2 separate regions of the Homo sapiens genome follow, and region 1 is linked to region 2. Evidence: read pairs that join two places in POLR2A ChIA-PET (ENCODE). Cell type or tissue: PC-9. All regions are shown on one strand. Region 1 overlaps VDAC2 (voltage dependent anion channel 2). Region 2 overlaps KAT6B (lysine acetyltransferase 6B).

What was found. ChIA-PET counts read pairs that join two places held together with the same protein. Peaks named below come from ENCODE experiments on the same cell type or tissue, not always from the same donor. Only the 100,000 strongest peaks of a DNase experiment are listed, where the experiment ranks them.
Region 1: POLR2A ChIA-PET joins it to region 2 with 13 read pairs; 2 of 35 experiments call an interaction of 5 or more read pairs at or near these places.

What each region holds. Positions count from the first base shown.
Region 1 is chr10:75,216,887-75,224,886 of GRCh38, forward strand. VDAC2 (voltage dependent anion channel 2) reads left to right here. Exons shown (of 10, transcript NM_001391963.1): 5 at 2,177-2,329; 6 at 2,418-2,470; 7 at 3,857-4,084; 8 at 5,366-5,516. Among named protein-coding and RNA genes, the nearest start is that of VDAC2, 10 kb to the left of the region's middle. RefSeq lists enhancers at 5,565-6,320, 7,075-7,830. In PC-9, no CTCF peak of the experiment used is centred here; no DNase peak of the experiment used is centred here; H3K4me3 peaks cover 561 bases; H3K27ac peaks cover 2,969 bases.
Region 2 is chr10:74,984,345-74,992,344 of GRCh38, forward strand. KAT6B (lysine acetyltransferase 6B) reads left to right here. Exons shown (of 18, transcript NM_012330.4): 12 at 736-897; 13 at 4,675-4,768. Among named protein-coding and RNA genes, the nearest start is that of SNORD172, 33 kb to the right of the region's middle. In PC-9, a CTCF peak has its summit at 7,311; no DNase peak of the experiment used is centred here.

The sequences.
Region 1 (8,000 bases), 230 kb after region 2:
ACTTTCACAGTGTCAGTTCAATTTAATCATTCGGAGGTAGGCTTTGTAATTATAGTTGCAGAAACAGACCCAAAAAAGTTAAGTGAGGCTGGTCACAGTGGCTCATTCCTGTAATCCCAGCGCTTTGGGAGGCCAAGGCAGGAGGATCCCTTGAGCCCAGGAGTTCTGAGACTCACCTGGGCAACATAGTGAGACCCCGTCTCTACAAAAAAATTTAAAAATTAGCTGTGCTTGTTGGTGGGTACCTGAAGTCCCAGCTACTTGGGAGGCTGAGATAGGAGGATCGCTTGAGCCCAGGAGTTTGAGGCTGCAGTGAGCTATGACTGTGGCACTGTACTCCAACCTGGGCGACAGAGTGAGACCCTGTCTCCAAAAAAAACCGCAAAATGTTGTGTCCTGCTCAGTGTGATGCATTTAGTAAATGACACGAAGAACTGGACATCAGAACTCCTAATTTTTATATCTAGTGTTTCCTAACATGATCCAGTGCTTTTTTGTTTAATTGGAAATGGAGTCTCACTCACTCCATCACTCAAGCTAGAGTGCAGTGGTGCCATCTTGGCTCACTGCAACCTCAGGTTCTCAGGTTCAAGTGATTTTCCTGCCTCAGACTCCTGAGTAGCTGGGATTACAGGGATGCACCACCATGCCCGGCTAATTTTTGTATGTTTAGTAGAGACGGGGTTTCACCATGTTGGCTAGGCTGGTCTCAAACTCCCTACCTCAAGTGATCGGCCCGCCTTGGCCTCCTGAAGTGCTGGGATTACAGGTGTGACCCACCACACCCAGCCAGTCCAGTGCTTTTTAGTATAGGTATTGAGGGCTATGCTTTGACTTGAAATTCCTGTTAATGAAAGGGTCTAATTTAGGAGAGTGATGTAAGACCTAAGGATTTGTCTCTAACAGCAGAGCAATAGTTATACAAATGTTCTATTTTCTGAGAGAAGGTTGACTGGCCTTTCCTCCTATTGATACAATTTTTGATATTTCTCACTCTACAGATATCACAATTTCTGGCTGTAGTCTCTTTATTATTTTCACATCAGCTGTCTTCCTTAGGCTTGGCGTGGTGATGCTTGTGATCCCAGCTACTCAGGAGGCTGAGGTACGTGGATCACTTGAGCCTGGGAGGTTGAGGCTGCAGTCAGCTGTGATCACATCATTGTGTTCCAGCTTGGGTGACAGAGGCAAGATGCTGTCTCAAAAAAAAAAAAAAAATTCAGATAAGCCCTCCGTATTTTTTCTTTTTCAGTTCGTGTGCAACCAGGGATTGGCACATTATTATTTTTAGACAGGGTCTCACTGTGTCACCCATGCTGAGTGCAGTGGTGGGATTATGGCTCACTGCAGCCTGGACCTCCCAGGCTCAAGCAGTCCTCCCACCTCTGCCTCCTGAGTAGCTGGGACTACAGGCGCACACCACCACGCTGAGCTGGTTTCTTAATTTTTGTAGAGACATGGTCTTGCTATGTTGCCCAGGCTGGTATCTAAGTGCTGGGATCACAGGCATGAGCCACCACACTCAGTCCCCCATTGATTTTTGAATCCCAAATAAAATCACCTTAGCAAAACCTTCCTTAAAAGATGTACAGTTAGCTGGGGTGGTGGCTTACGTTTGTAATCCCAACACTTTGGGAGGCCGAGGTGGGTGGATCACCTGAGGTCAGGAGTTGGAGACCAGCCTGACCAACATGGTGAAACTCCATCTGTACTAAAAATACAAAAATCAGCTGGGTGTGGTGGCGGGCACCTGTAATCCCAGCTACTTGGAAGGCTGAGGCAGGAGAATCACTTGAACCTGGAAGGCGGAGGTTGCAGTATGCCGAGATCACGCCACTGCACTCCAGCCTGGCGATAGAGCGGGACTCTGTCTCAAAAAAAAAAAAAGGTGTACAGTTTGTTCACTTGAGAATTCACTACAGGTTAACTTGTGATTGATTGGAAGTGTCAGCTGTGTATGTAAAGTGGCAGTCAGTTGCTCAAAGGCTTATTTGTCACTCTTATATATGCTTAGAGAGTAGCACAGTGCAGAAGGATACGAGTGTTTAGGAAGCTAGAAAAAGGATTCATGAATTTACCAAATGTTTCAGGGGGTTTGTGTGTGTGTGCGTGTGTAAGGCAGTGATGAATTCTAGGCTTATGAGAATGTTCATGAAGTTATTGATTGTCTTGTTAGGAATTTTCAACGTCCGGTTCATCTAATACAGACACTGGTAAAGTTACTGGGACCTTGGAGACCAAATACAAGTGGTGTGAGTATGGTCTGACTTTCACAGAAAAGTGGAACACTGATAACACTCTGGGAACAGAAATCGCAATTGAAGACCAGGTAACATTTTGAAAATTTTAGTATTAATTTTATTAATTTATTTTTGTATTTCAAAAAAAGAAAACAAATTACTTTTCTTTCAAAATAGATTTGTCAAGGTTTGAAACTGACATTTGATACTACCTTCTCACCAAACACAGGGTAAGCACAGACATTTTTATCTGTATTACATTTAAAAGTATTTCTCTTTTGTATATTTAGAAAAGGTGTACATTTACTGTTTGATAGCTTATTAAGCTACCTTGTGGTGGTGAAATCTCTGTATCTGCTTTTATTTATTTATTTGAGATGGAGTCTTTGCTGTGTCACCCAGGCTGGAGTGCAGTGGCATCATCTTGGCTCACTGCAGTCTCAGCTTCCTGGGTTCAAGCGATTCTTCTGCCTCTGCCTCCCTGAGTAGCTGGGACTACAGGTGCGTGCCACCACGCCCAGCTAATTTTTGTATTTTTAGTAGAGGCGGGGTTTCGCCATGTTGGCCAGGCTGTCCTGGAACTCCTGACCTCAGGTGATCTGCCCACCTTGGCCTCCCAGAGTGGTGGGATTACAGGCATGAGCCACCACGCCCAGCCTTTTTTTTTTTTTCCATATTTTATTTTATTGTATTTATTTTATTTTATTTTATTTTCATTTGGGACAGAGTCTTACTCTGTCACACAGGCTGGAGTGCAGTGGCGCGATCTCGGCTCACTGCAACCTCTGCCTCCCGGGTTTAAGTGATTCTCCTGCCTCAGCCTCCTGAGTAGCTGGGATCACAGGCATGTGCCACCACGCCCACCTAATTTTTGTATTTTTGGTAGAGACAGGGTTTCACCGTGTTGATCAGGCTGGTCTTGAACTCCTGACCTCGTGATCTGCCCACCTCAGCCTCCCAAAGTGCTGGGATTACAGGTGTGAGCCACCGCTCGCAGCCTGTTTGTTTATTCTCTGTCACCCAGGCTGGAGTGCAATGGTGCGATCTTGGCTCACTGCAACCTCTGCCTCCTGGGTTGAAGCGATTCTCCTGCCTCAGCCTCCTGAGTAGCTGGGATTACAGGCATATGCCACCGTGCCTGGCTAAATTTTTTTGTATTTTTAGTAGAGACGGGATTTCACCATGCTGGCCAGGCTGATCTTAAACTCCTGACCTCAGGTGATCCGCCCGCCTCAGCCTCCCAAAGTGCTGAGATTACAGGCGGGAGCCACCATGCCTGGCCCATATCTGCTTTTAGAATACTATGGTTGCTATCATTGGCTTGCCTTCAAATATTTGCCTCTTTGTTGTTGCACTAACTTGGGCAACTAATGTGTTTCTAACAGGCTTTTGTGACTGATTGTTTGTTCTGCAAAGCAGTTTTCCTAGATGGCTGTCCAGTTGCTTCATGTGTCCTTGTCTTGTAGTTCATTGAGCTGACTTTTTTACTCCCTGTTATTGTATTGCTGATTTTTACTCCCTGGTCATACTGCAGTTTATTTAAGTCTGTTTTGTGCTCTCTTGTGCAGAAGTGTGTGTAAATTTTTCCCAATGACATCAGTTTGTTCTTTTTCCAGAAAGAAAAGTGGTAAAATCAAGTCTTCTTACAAGAGGGAGTGTATAAACCTTGGTTGTGATGTTGACTTTGATTTTGCTGGACCTGCAATCCATGGTTCAGCTGTCTTTGGTTATGAGGGCTGGCTTGCTGGCTACCAGATGACCTTTGACAGTGCCAAATCAAAGCTGACAAGGAATAACTTTGCAGTGGGCTACAGGACTGGGGACTTCCAGCTACACACTAATGTGTAAGTATTTCTTTCATAGGATACTGTGATGTGGGCCCTCAGAGGATGATTTTGATGTCTGTCATCTTATTGATCTGGGTGCACCCTAAAGGATTTCTCATAACATTTAAAAACAAAATCATTCTTGGTCATTTCTAGGGTGCCCCTTGAAAGTTTATAGTAGAAGACTGTTAGTCTGACCTTTGGTGCTGAGAGAGTAAATGTTCATTTTATATGGGGTTTAATGTGCTTTGTATTTTTACAAGAGGCATTATATATTGGCAGACTGCTACCAGTACATTCATTTTACTTAATTATTTTGATGTGTGAGATGCTGACTTGATAGGATTGCCTAAAATGTATGGTGTTTTGTGGTTGGGTTTTTTTTTCTTTTTCTTTTTTCTTTCTTTTTTTGTTTTGGTTCAGACAGAGTCTTGCTCTTTTGCGATCTCGGCTCACTCCAACATCCGCCTCCCGGGTTCAAACAATTCTCCTGCCTCAACCTCCCAAGTAGCTGGGACTACAGGCGTGTGCCACCATGCCTGGCTAATTTTTGTATTTTTGGTAGAGACGGGGTTTCACCATGCTGGCAAGGCTGGTCTGGAACTCCTGACCTCGTGATCTGCCAAAGTGCTGGGATTACAGGCGTGAGCCACTGTGCCCGGCTATTGTTGTTTTTTTGTTTGTTTGTTTTTAATTATTTTTGTAGAGATGGGGTCTTGCTATGTTGCCCAGGCTTGTCTCAAACTCCTGGCCTCAAGCGATCCTCCCGCCTCAGCCTTCCAAAGTGTTGGGATTATAGGCGTGAGCCACTGCATCCAGCCTGGTGTTTTTACCTAGCCCAAACTAGATAGATACATAGAAAGTACTTAAAATGTTTTTCTTTCCATTGTAAAAATTCATTGGTAAATAACAGAAGCACAAAGAAGAAAACCTACGTTTCTTACAATCATGCCAGCTAGGTATATAATCTTTGTTAATGTTGTGGTTCACCTTTTTATATGTGTGTGTATATATACTTATATATAAAATACGTAACCAAAAGGCTGTTTGAGAACCTCTTGCATGTTTAATACAGTGTGATAATTCCACTGAATGGATATTCTGTGGTTCATTTTACCAATCCCTGTATGGGTATGGGTTGGGGAAAAAAACCTGTTAAAACTTGCAAGTTTTCAGTGGAACACTAAAGACCCACTTGAGCTGTGGTTTTTTATTTAAATGTAATGCTACAAATCAGCCTGTGCCTTAGACATTATTACATTGTCTATTCTAGATCTACTAATTTAAAATATCTTATAGCAATGATGGGACAGAATTTGGAGGATCAATTTATCAGAAAGTTTGTGAAGATCTTGACACTTCAGTAAACCTTGCTTGGACATCAGGTACCAACTGCACTCGTTTTGGCATTGCAGCTAAATATCAGTTGGATCCCACTGCTTCCATTTCTGTGAGTACTTTTGTGGACTTAGAATGGGGGTTTTGGTTGTGGGAATGAGTCTTTGGGTATACTGAATTATGTTGAAAATTTGAACTGATTTCACACAGTCCCCAGTTTACAGATAGATTAGTTTTAGATTTTGAAATGCGCTTTTTTGATGGATACAGTGTTAGACGTTTTATTTCCAGGCCAGGCTGGTGGAGTTTGTTTAACCTCAAAAGCTGCCGAGTTAATGTTGATGATAACCTTGAGCCATAGGCCTGTCTAAGTCCAGGTATAGCTGGTGTTTGGTCCCTGAGTGGTTCTTACTGTGTCAGAAATAATAGTGCTTTTTTAAGGCTCTCTGTTGTCGAGGCTGGACTGCAGTGGCACAATCACGACTCCCGGCACCTTGACATCCTGGGTTCAACCTCAGCCTCCTACTATTCCCAACTAATTTTTTGATGTTTTTTTGTAGAGATGGGATCTCCATATGTTGCCCATCCTAGGCTCAAGCTATCATCCTGTCTCAGCCTCCCAAAGGAGGCTGTTGGGATTATAGGCATGAGCCACTGCACCTGGCTAGTATTTTAATCATCACTTTGTCTTTTTTTTTTTTTTTTCTTTTTTGAGATGGAGTCTCTGTCGCCCGGGCTGGGGTGCAGTAGTGCGATCTTGGCTCACTGCAACCTCCGCCTCCTGGGTTCAAGCAGCTCTTCTGCCTCAGCCTCCTGAGTAGCTGAGATTACAGGTGCCCGCCACCACACCTGGCTAATTTTTTTGTATTTTTTAGTAAAGATGGGATTTGTTGGCCAGACTGGTCTCAAACTCCTGACCCCAAGTGATCCACCCGCCTCAGCCTCCCAAAGTGCTGGGATTACAGGCATGAGACACCACAGCTGGCCGCCTTCTCCATTTCTAATTGCACTACAGCAATAAAAACCTCAAGATTCATACAGTACACTATTCTGTTACTTACATTGATGTTCTTGGATGTCTGTGGCATTTTAACAGATTTAATGTAAGTGGAAGAAGCTTCTCTCAGCTACTAGGAGTTCATAGTTAAAATGGGAAGGCAGCTTGGGACCCCTGTGTCATTTAATGACTCCTGGGAATTAGTTTGGAAATGTACCTAGCCTTTCCCACTTCAGTAATGTTAGCTGCCACTCCAATTCAGCAGTACCCAGAAGCATTGCTTAATGCTCCTTGTGATATTAGGAAGTATATATTTGGTTCTCCTTCCCTCTCCTGGCATAGAACTCCTAAAAAATCCTTGGAATCCCGAAAGTATTAAGTATCTTTTTGTATGCTAATGAGTTTTGACTGGTGGCTGGCCACCTTTAGGTAGCTTCGGGCTGGAGGCTAGTCAGTGGAGAGACCAAGGTGTGATTAGAGGGGGTGGGGAGAGGGGCTGTAGGTTTAATTGTTCACCAATGGCTAGTGGTTTAATCAGTCATGCCTGTATAATGAAGCCTCATGAAAACCCACAAGGACAGAGGTCAGTGAGCTAGGTAGCTGAGGTTACTGGAAGGTGGCATGTCTGGAGAGGGCATTGAAGCTGTGTCCCTTCCTATGTTTTGCACTGTACATCTCTTCATCTGTATCCTTTGTAATATCCTTTATTAAAACTGGTAAATGTAAATAAAGTGTTTCTTGAGTTCTGTGACCTGCTCTAGGAGATTAATTGAACCCAAGAAGGGGCTTGTGGGAACCTCTGTTTAGAGGTGCCAGGTCAGAAGCAGAGTTAAAACAACCTGGGGCTTGCAGTTGGCATCTGAAGTGGGAGGAGGGCAGTCTTGTGGGACTAAGCCCTTAACCTGTGGCATCTGATGTCTCCAGGTAGAATTAGAGGACATTTAGCCAGTGTCTGCTGCAGAAATTATTGCTTGCTTGGTGTGTGAGGAAAGCCCTCACACATGTGGTCACAGAAGCATTCTGTGTTGTGAGAGAATAGTAGGAGAAACTGAGTTGGTTTTTTTCTGTATCCTCAGAATTGATGTCAGGATTGGGATTTGCTAGAGTGGCTCTAGCTAGAGTGGCTCATCGAAGCATGGTTTAGGAAGAAAAAGGATAAATGGATGGGAAATGAGGAACTTTTGACTCCTGGGTGGTCAGATGGTCACCCCTGCTATGGAGCCACAACTGTGCTGTGCTCAGGTACTTAAAAATTACCAGTGGAATTCAAAGATAGATCCAACTCCAAGGGAGTTGGTTCACTGGGTGCATAAGGAAACGCAAACAATAAGAAACAAACAAAATATACAATCCCTTGATTATTGTTATTTGTGATAGCTAAAATCAAAGTGAAAGAGTGCTGGATTGTACCTTGATGCTAGACCAAGCTCAGGTTTCATTTGGTTTAAGCCTTGGCCACCAGCCTCAAAGCCACCTTGCAAGGGTAAAAAGTACCCCTAAGACCTGTATTTGCTGTATTTTGCCCAGTTTGGAGAAATTTAAAAAGTCAGAAGTTAGAGATTACATTGAGAAATGTGATCTGAAATTGCCTGGGGCAGT
Region 2 (8,000 bases):
TGCTGTGTTTTCTATTTTCAAAGAGTAACTACATTTGATCAAAGAAATTGGCATCTGTGCCTAGCCTCCTGTCTATAGCCATCAGTATCACAGCTTGATTCTTTTATTTTGAAGAGAAGTAGACTGTAATCATAGTGCTTATTGTAGGTTGAAATTCATATCACTTTCTCTGTAAGTATTCCCAACATAGATATTTTATCTTTTCCAATTATATTTAAGATGATGCTTGGGATAAAACCAAAATGGAAACCTCTTTGCTAATCCACACTTCTGAGGAATCAGAATAATACAGTTCATTTATTTTAGTTTTATGTGAAACCCTTTTGAAACAACATAAAGTTTAACTTACTTGAGAAGTATTTTGATCTGTTTATATTTCCTTAATACAGATTTATTCGGTTCAGATAGAGAGGACATGCCTGATCATTTTTAGCTCAGAATAAATTACAAGTAAAAATTACTCCTTTACTAGTGGTTTGGCCCTTCTTTGGTAGCTTAAAGAGAAATTTTAACTACCTTAAATGTACCCTAATTTAAGAGAAAATGTGGAATTCTGATTTGCCAGTGACAGCTGTTTTCTGGTTAAAGCTGTACTTGCTTAATAGAGTGTTTTAATCTCTCAGTTTAGGATTTGGAAATAAAATGATGTACTTTCTGAAATACCATATAGAAGAAACAATTTTATATGGTGCAGTATTTTTATGTTAAATAATGTTGTCTGTTTCTTTTTGCTAGGTTGATGGGAATATGAGCAAAATTTATTGCCAAAACCTTTGCTTGTTAGCCAAGCTCTTCCTGGACCACAAAACGTTGTATTATGATGTCGAGCCATTCCTTTTTTATGTCCTTACAAAAAATGATGAAAAGGGCTGTCATCTGGTTGGATACTTCTCTAAGGTAAAACAAGAGCCAGCATGACCTTCATTTTCTTTTTCAAAATGTTTTTGGTAGAGCCCAATTCTTTGAACAGGGCTTTTTCATTACTATAATTTGAATAAGTGACATGTGTTTTTGAAAAGCTCAGGTTCTTGTTCAGAGCTCATTTTAAAAGATGAAAACAAAAAACATGGTGCCTAGTAAGTGTGTAAAGGACCTCAGCACTGTGTGCCGCCTTGATGACACTCTAATTGCTGCCTTGTGGACCACTTAGCGTCTTTGATTTTCTCAGTGTTTAGCTTATTTCCGTTTTCCCTTTAAGTGGTGTCAACATGAAGGTTTCAGTTTAGTGTAGCATTTAAGAGAGAATTCTCCTTTCTCCTTGTTGCCTTCCCTCTGTGGTCAACAGTATCTCAGTGAGTTAGGACGCTGGCATTTGGACAGTCAAGCTGATAAAATGACTGGTTTTACACTTTTGTCTCTTATTCTCTGTGCTATGGTTTTAAGTTCTAAAGCAATCTCACCTTTAGAAAGCCTAAGTATCAGCCGGGCTCAGTGGCTTACGCGTGTAATCCCAGGACTTTGGGAGGCCGGGGTGGGCGGATCATGAGGTCGAGAGATAGAGACCATCCTGGCCAACATGGTGAAACCCCATCTCTACTAAAAATGCAAGAAATTAGCTGGGCCTGGTGGTGCACGCCTGTAGTCCCAGCTACTTGGGAGGCTGAGGCAGGAGAATTGCTTGAACCTGGGAGGTGGAGGTTGCAGTGAGCCGAGATCGCGCCACTGCACTCCAGCCTGGCAACAGAGGGAGACTCCATCTCAAAAACAAAACAAAACAAAACAAAACAAGAACAAAGAAAGCCTAAGTATCTCTGGCTGTTAGAGTGGGGAAAACAATCGACATATTGAGGGGACGGATATAGCTTGTCCTTTTTACTGGTTCAGAGCAGTTCACTCACATTCTTCTGCTCAAAGGCTTCTAAGAAACAATAACTCCTTTGCAATAAAGGAAAACTGAGTTTGGAGATGTTTACCAGGTAATGACCTTAACTTTTCTGAGGTACCTAGGAAATAGTTAAATGTACCAGGATGGTACATAAATAGAGACAATAATTATGAGACTTTTAGATAGAAGGTCCAAACTCTCTTATTTATGATATTTTTTTATATTAGGTGATACATGAATTTTAATGAATCTGCTCTTGCACAATGTAAATGGGATGCTTTATAGAAGTGCCATTTTAATGAAGTTTCAAAAGATAGAATATATGTGAAGGTACTTGCAAACTATAGCTATCCTAAATTTAAGAATCAACCCAAAGATCATAAACAAAAATAAGTAACAGCATTCATGGAAAACTGTCTCAGTGTTTTAATCCACATATTTGGTAAAGCTTTAAAATGAAAAAGAAGAAAGTTAATTTGCACATTACAAATTCAAAAGATGATAGAGAATTAACACTGAATAAAACAATAAATAGGAAATCTATATGATTAATAAATAAAACACCTTACCTTTTATGTAGGTTTGTCAAGATCATTCTTCTCCAGAAACTTAAAAAGAATAGTGGTTGCGTCCTTGCTGTTAGAAAATGGTGTTTCTTTCATTGTCTGTGGATTTAAACATAGGCTTAACGGTGCCCACCTTCCTCGTGCTGCACTGACCATCCCACTCCTGGGTCTTGTGTTGGCTGCTGAGTAGCAGCCATGTGTAGAGTTGGTGGTGATTCTTGAAGTTTGAATTTCTGCCTCTCTTCCTGCCAGGGTACCCAAAATTTTACTCAGAACTAGCTCAACTTTTCTCATAGTTTCTTCTATAGCATGGCAGCAGCTGCTGTTATTTCCTACTATTCTGGAATACTAATATGCCTTGGCAGTATAGTGAAACAAAAATTAATCTAAAAAATAAGCATGTTAAAAGACTAGATGAGGCCGGGTGCGGTGGCTCACGCCTGTAATCCCAGCACTTTGGGAGGCCGAGGTGGGCAGATCATGAGGTCAAGAGATCGAGAGACCATCCTGGCCAACATGGTGAAACCCCGTCTGTACTAAGAATACAAAAATTAGCTGGGCATTGTGGCACCCTGTAATCCCAGCTACTCTGGAGGCCGAGACAGGAGAATCCCTTGAACCCAGGAGGCGGAGGTTGCAGTGAGCTGAGATTGCACCACTGCACTCCAGCCTGGCAACAGCAAGACTCCATCTCAAAAAAAAAAAGACTAGATGAAACTAAACCATATTCTCATGTGTCAGCTGGAATCTAGAGGACTCTGGCCCTTTGGGGCTATTCTTGAACCACATTCTAGAGGTTATTAGAACTACAGTTCAAGGATAGCCAGAGAAGGGCTGGAATGACCTGGAAAGGTTCAGTGCAAATTGTTACATGCATATGACTTTCCAAGCACATAATAGATGGCTGTAAACAGAAAGGAAAGAAGGATTAGTTATTTTATTCATAGCTTAGAATTTAGCTGTAGTAACATGTTAAGCTGCACGGAGGGGAAGAAGGATCACTACTATGTTGGATCTCAAAAAACTCCGAAAGGTGGAAATGGTTCTGGACAAAGCAAGGAATGGTATCAAGGATGAATTCTCTTAACCCAGAGTACATTTCTTTTTAGAGAGAGTGACCCATTTGTCTAACTTTGCAAAACAGACGAATTACTTGAACCTTTGCCATTGATGTGCACATCCAGTGAGGGACAATTCATCTTCTTAGAAAAACTGACACACATTGCTTCATCCTCATTTTTTAGAGGCTCCATAGACAACTACAAATGTGCAAAAGTTGGGAGTACATCTTTTTCACAAAGAAATCTTCAATTCTGCCCTGTAGGGTTTTTTCCACAACCATCTCCTGTGATCTTTCAAATTGGTTCATTAAAGATCTGGGTGTTCTGAAGTAATTCTTTGGTGTGGTCTGTACCATTTGTGGTCAGTCTTATTTGTGGTTTATATTTGGCCAGAGCATCCACGACCTCAAAAGCCTTTTCCAGATCTCTGTGTAGGTTTTGGCAACTTCTTTGTACTCTGAATAAAAAAATACTGCCCTGATGCCACATCCCATGAAAGTTGCAAATTCTTCTTTAACTGTAAGAGCTGTTTCTTACCATGTTCTACCCAGTCTTCCTCCTGGTTTCAAACTGTTCGTAATATTTTGGTCTAACCTTTGTTTGGAGGCTTTAGGGTTTCTTGTTGTTGTCTTTTTGTTTCATTTTATTTTGTTTTCCTGGTTTGAAATGCAGATTATTTCTCTAGCTTTTTACATTGACTTTTTATTCATAGGAGAAATATATGTGTGCACATCTACCCACACAGATACTGTTTTAGTTTCACTGGGACATTTGCCCAAAGGCAGAAGACAGATTGCTGTTGCAGAGTTGTAGATTATTATTATATTTAGCAAGATAGCCAGCTAAATCCTAACTTACTCCACTGGGTGACTCCCTGGGATGTTATTTTCTCTATCTCTGAAGTTATTTGAGCAAGGAAAGCATTTCTTTTATGCTGTCTATATTCTGTTTTATTTGGTTCATATATTTCCTTGGATTCTTTATGCATATTTTATGGCACTGACTTTCAAGAATAAAGATGTAGTTGAGAGGCATGTCAGAGTCGATGGTTTGTTGTTAATTGATAGTTTGATTGATTAATATAGTAGGATTTTTCTGCTTGATCCTGACCTAACCCATTGGCTTTCTTTAGTGGACAGTTTTACAAGGACAGTGGCAGGTGCAGGGAATTGCCCACTTCAGCAGGGCTCTGACATACTTGATCTGTTTCTCCTTCCCTCAGGAAAAGCTTTGCCAGCAGAAGTATAATGTCTCCTGCATAATGATCATGCCCCAGCACCAAAGGCAAGGATTTGGACGGTTTCTCATTGATTTCAGTAAGTGAAGTACTTTATTTACTTTCATGATCCAGGAAGCTGATGGCCGTTACAGGAAACAGTAAAATATAAAACTTTATTTAACCTGCATTGTTGTTTTTATCAATAGATAATGGGCTTTCTATTTATATTTACATAGGTTAGAACATCTTCCTCAAGTGAAAAATGTACTGCTGCTCAGTGATTGTACTCTAGGAAATTGAGACTAGATCTCTCGGCAGCAGGCCTCATGCACAAAGCCATTACCCTGAATGAACCGACAGAATTACATTCCATTTTGTGGTGCTCATGCTCATTAGCACCAAAAGAGGCAATTATTTGTGATTAAAGCTAAAGGAAGTATTATTTGAAAGGATTTTCAGCTCTCTGAAATTTTGCCTATAATCTTGTACAGTACAAAGCAGAAAAGGTATATTTCCATTTAGAAAAATAATTTTCTAGGCAGCTTATCCTGGGCCTTGCTAGTAGAAATAACTCTTACCTTATTTTGTTAATTTCCCTTTTCTATTATGGAAATTAATACAGTGTTTGTATCTAGAGGTTTCCCAAGAAATATTTATCTTATATGCACTCATATCTTCTGAACCTTCTCAGTTAAAACCGGCATAATATATAAAAGTATGCACATGGATAATGTTTTTAAAAATGGTAGTTTTTTTTTTCCTCCTTGTTTATATTATACTGGATGTGTAAATGTTGTGTTAGGGGTACATTTGGAGAATCAATTCAAAATATCTAGATAACATGATGACCAGATAACCCATGATAATAGTCATTTCTCGTCATGTAAAAATCTGTCACTGGCCGGGCGTGGTGGCTTATGCCTGTAATCCCAGCACTTTGGGAGGCCAAGGCAGGTGGGTCACAAGATCAAGAGATCGAGACCATCCTGGCCAACATGGTGAACCCCATCTCTACTAAAAAATACAAAAATTAGCTGGATGTGGTGGCACACACCTGTACTCCCAGCTACTAGGGAGGCTGAGGCAGGAGAATCACTTGAACCCGGGAGGTGGAGGTTGCAGTGAGCCGAGATGGTGCCACTGCACTCCAGCCTGGGTGACAGAGTGAGAGACTCTGTCTCAAAAAAAAAAAAAAAAAAAAAAAAAAAAAAAAAGTCTGTCGCTAGGAACCAGGTGCTTCTTGATTACCAGATTGCAGTTTATCTGATTATTAACTGAAAGGAGGAAAATTTAGGACTTTGCACAATCTTCATCAGCTACATCAGATGCAAAAACCACAATGTAAATGCGCTTACAGAAAACCATGAAGAAATATAGTGAATCTAAATCTATATTGTTAGGTATTAAAAGATTAAGGTCTGATTAAAGTGTAAAATAACTGAATAGCAGTTTTGGACTGATTTATATGATTTATTGACATTGAAGAATATGATTCTTTTAAAAGAAGAATTTTGATTATTTTTCTCTTTTTAGATAATATTTTTAGTTATTTATTAATTACCCTAGTCTTATCTATACTTTCCTGACCTAATTATCCATGAAACCAGTAATCCCAAGGAGGGCCACCTTACCAAATGCAGTGTACCATTTTTATTTTTATAGAGTCCTAGCTGTAATCATTTCTGAGGGCAAAACCATTTATCTTGTTCTCTAGTTTTGTGTGGCTACCATTCATAAGTAGTTCATAAATATAGTTTCTGGTATGCATAGCAGCCATTCAAGCCTTAAATGTTTGGTCATATCTATATGCCTACAGAATAAGGCAAACTCCTTAGCTCAATATTTAACGTCTTCCAACATCTAGTTCCAGCCTGTCCTTTAGGCTTTTTCATCTACTAATCTCCTTTTTCTCAAATAGTCTGAGCATGGTCCTATACCTCTATTTTTTTGTCTATTCAGTCCCTTCCTTGAAATGATCACCTCGTCCTTTCCTAGACTCCGTCTGTTCAAAATCCTGCCCATTGTTAAGAGCCAGCTCAAGAATCTCTGCTTTTTGATCCCACCTCCTGGAATTTTATCTCATACCTTTATTTTATCTTATACCATATTCTATATGGTATCACACTTACACTCTGTTCACCCTTTTATGATAATTATTGATGGAGGTTTCATACTTCCAACTTCTCTGTATCCACTAGGACAGTTTCCTTTATAATAATATGTATTAGATGATATAAATTAAATTTTATTGATATAAACTAAATTTCCAAATTGATATATGGTTGCTGTCCACAATCATTGTCTACCTAAAATTAAAAAGGAACTGGTACTTACTAGGTAAAAGTTCAAGCTCTAAATTCAGTAGTATCTTATTTGTACAGCATGATCTGGCACTAAGGCCTTCTACATAAGAGAACAATCTGGGTAACAAATACATTATCTTCAAATGCTATGTCTTTTTTTTAACCATTTTAGTGAAAACTGTTACTAGAAACTACCTTGTATTATTAAACTACAGAACACATTGAAACCTTTTCTCAGTGGCTCCAGGCCACCATGATGAATGCTGTCCACCAGGATGTGAGCAGGCAAAGTAGTGCTGAGGGTGTGGTTTTTTTCTTTTCTCTTTCCTGTACACCTAGCATTGCCCCTACTGGAGTGAGTTAAGAAGTGCAGTGAAAGATTTGAATAAAGTTGAAGAGACTGGTGTTATTCCCTCAGAGAAGGGGAAACTAGGGGAAGAATTTTATAGCACTCAAAGAAAATGGGAACTGGTGTAAACCCAATAGAAATTCAGTTTAAAACCAAAAGAATTTCTTGGCTATAAAAGTTTTAAGGAAGATAGAGTAGGCTGCTGAAGAAATTAATAGCACCTTCTCTTGGAAGTTACTTAAAGTAATAGTAGATAAATATCTTTCCAAAATGATTGAAATCCAGCCTTTGAAGGTAGGGATGAGTCACATGACCTCTCATGATCATTTTTGATCTCATAATTTGGAGCCCAGGATAGAAAGCTAACTAGGGTTACAGGTTTTCTAAAATCTGCTCTGGTTTTTTAAAGGACTTTTTAATGGTTAAATTTATTTTATTTCTATTTGGTAAATGAGCCTGGGGCCTTTTGGTCAGGGATGTATTTTCAGTAAGTCAAATGAGGTTGTAAATCAGGTAGATCTTTATAATTGCCAGTTTAGTAAGCTGAAACACGATACGAGCAGGGAGAAAGATATAGCCGCCCACTTGCACACTTGATCACAGACATGGGTGGAATGTGATGCACTGTGTGTATATACATGCTCCTAGACTTACAGTGGGGCTGTGGGCTGATAAAC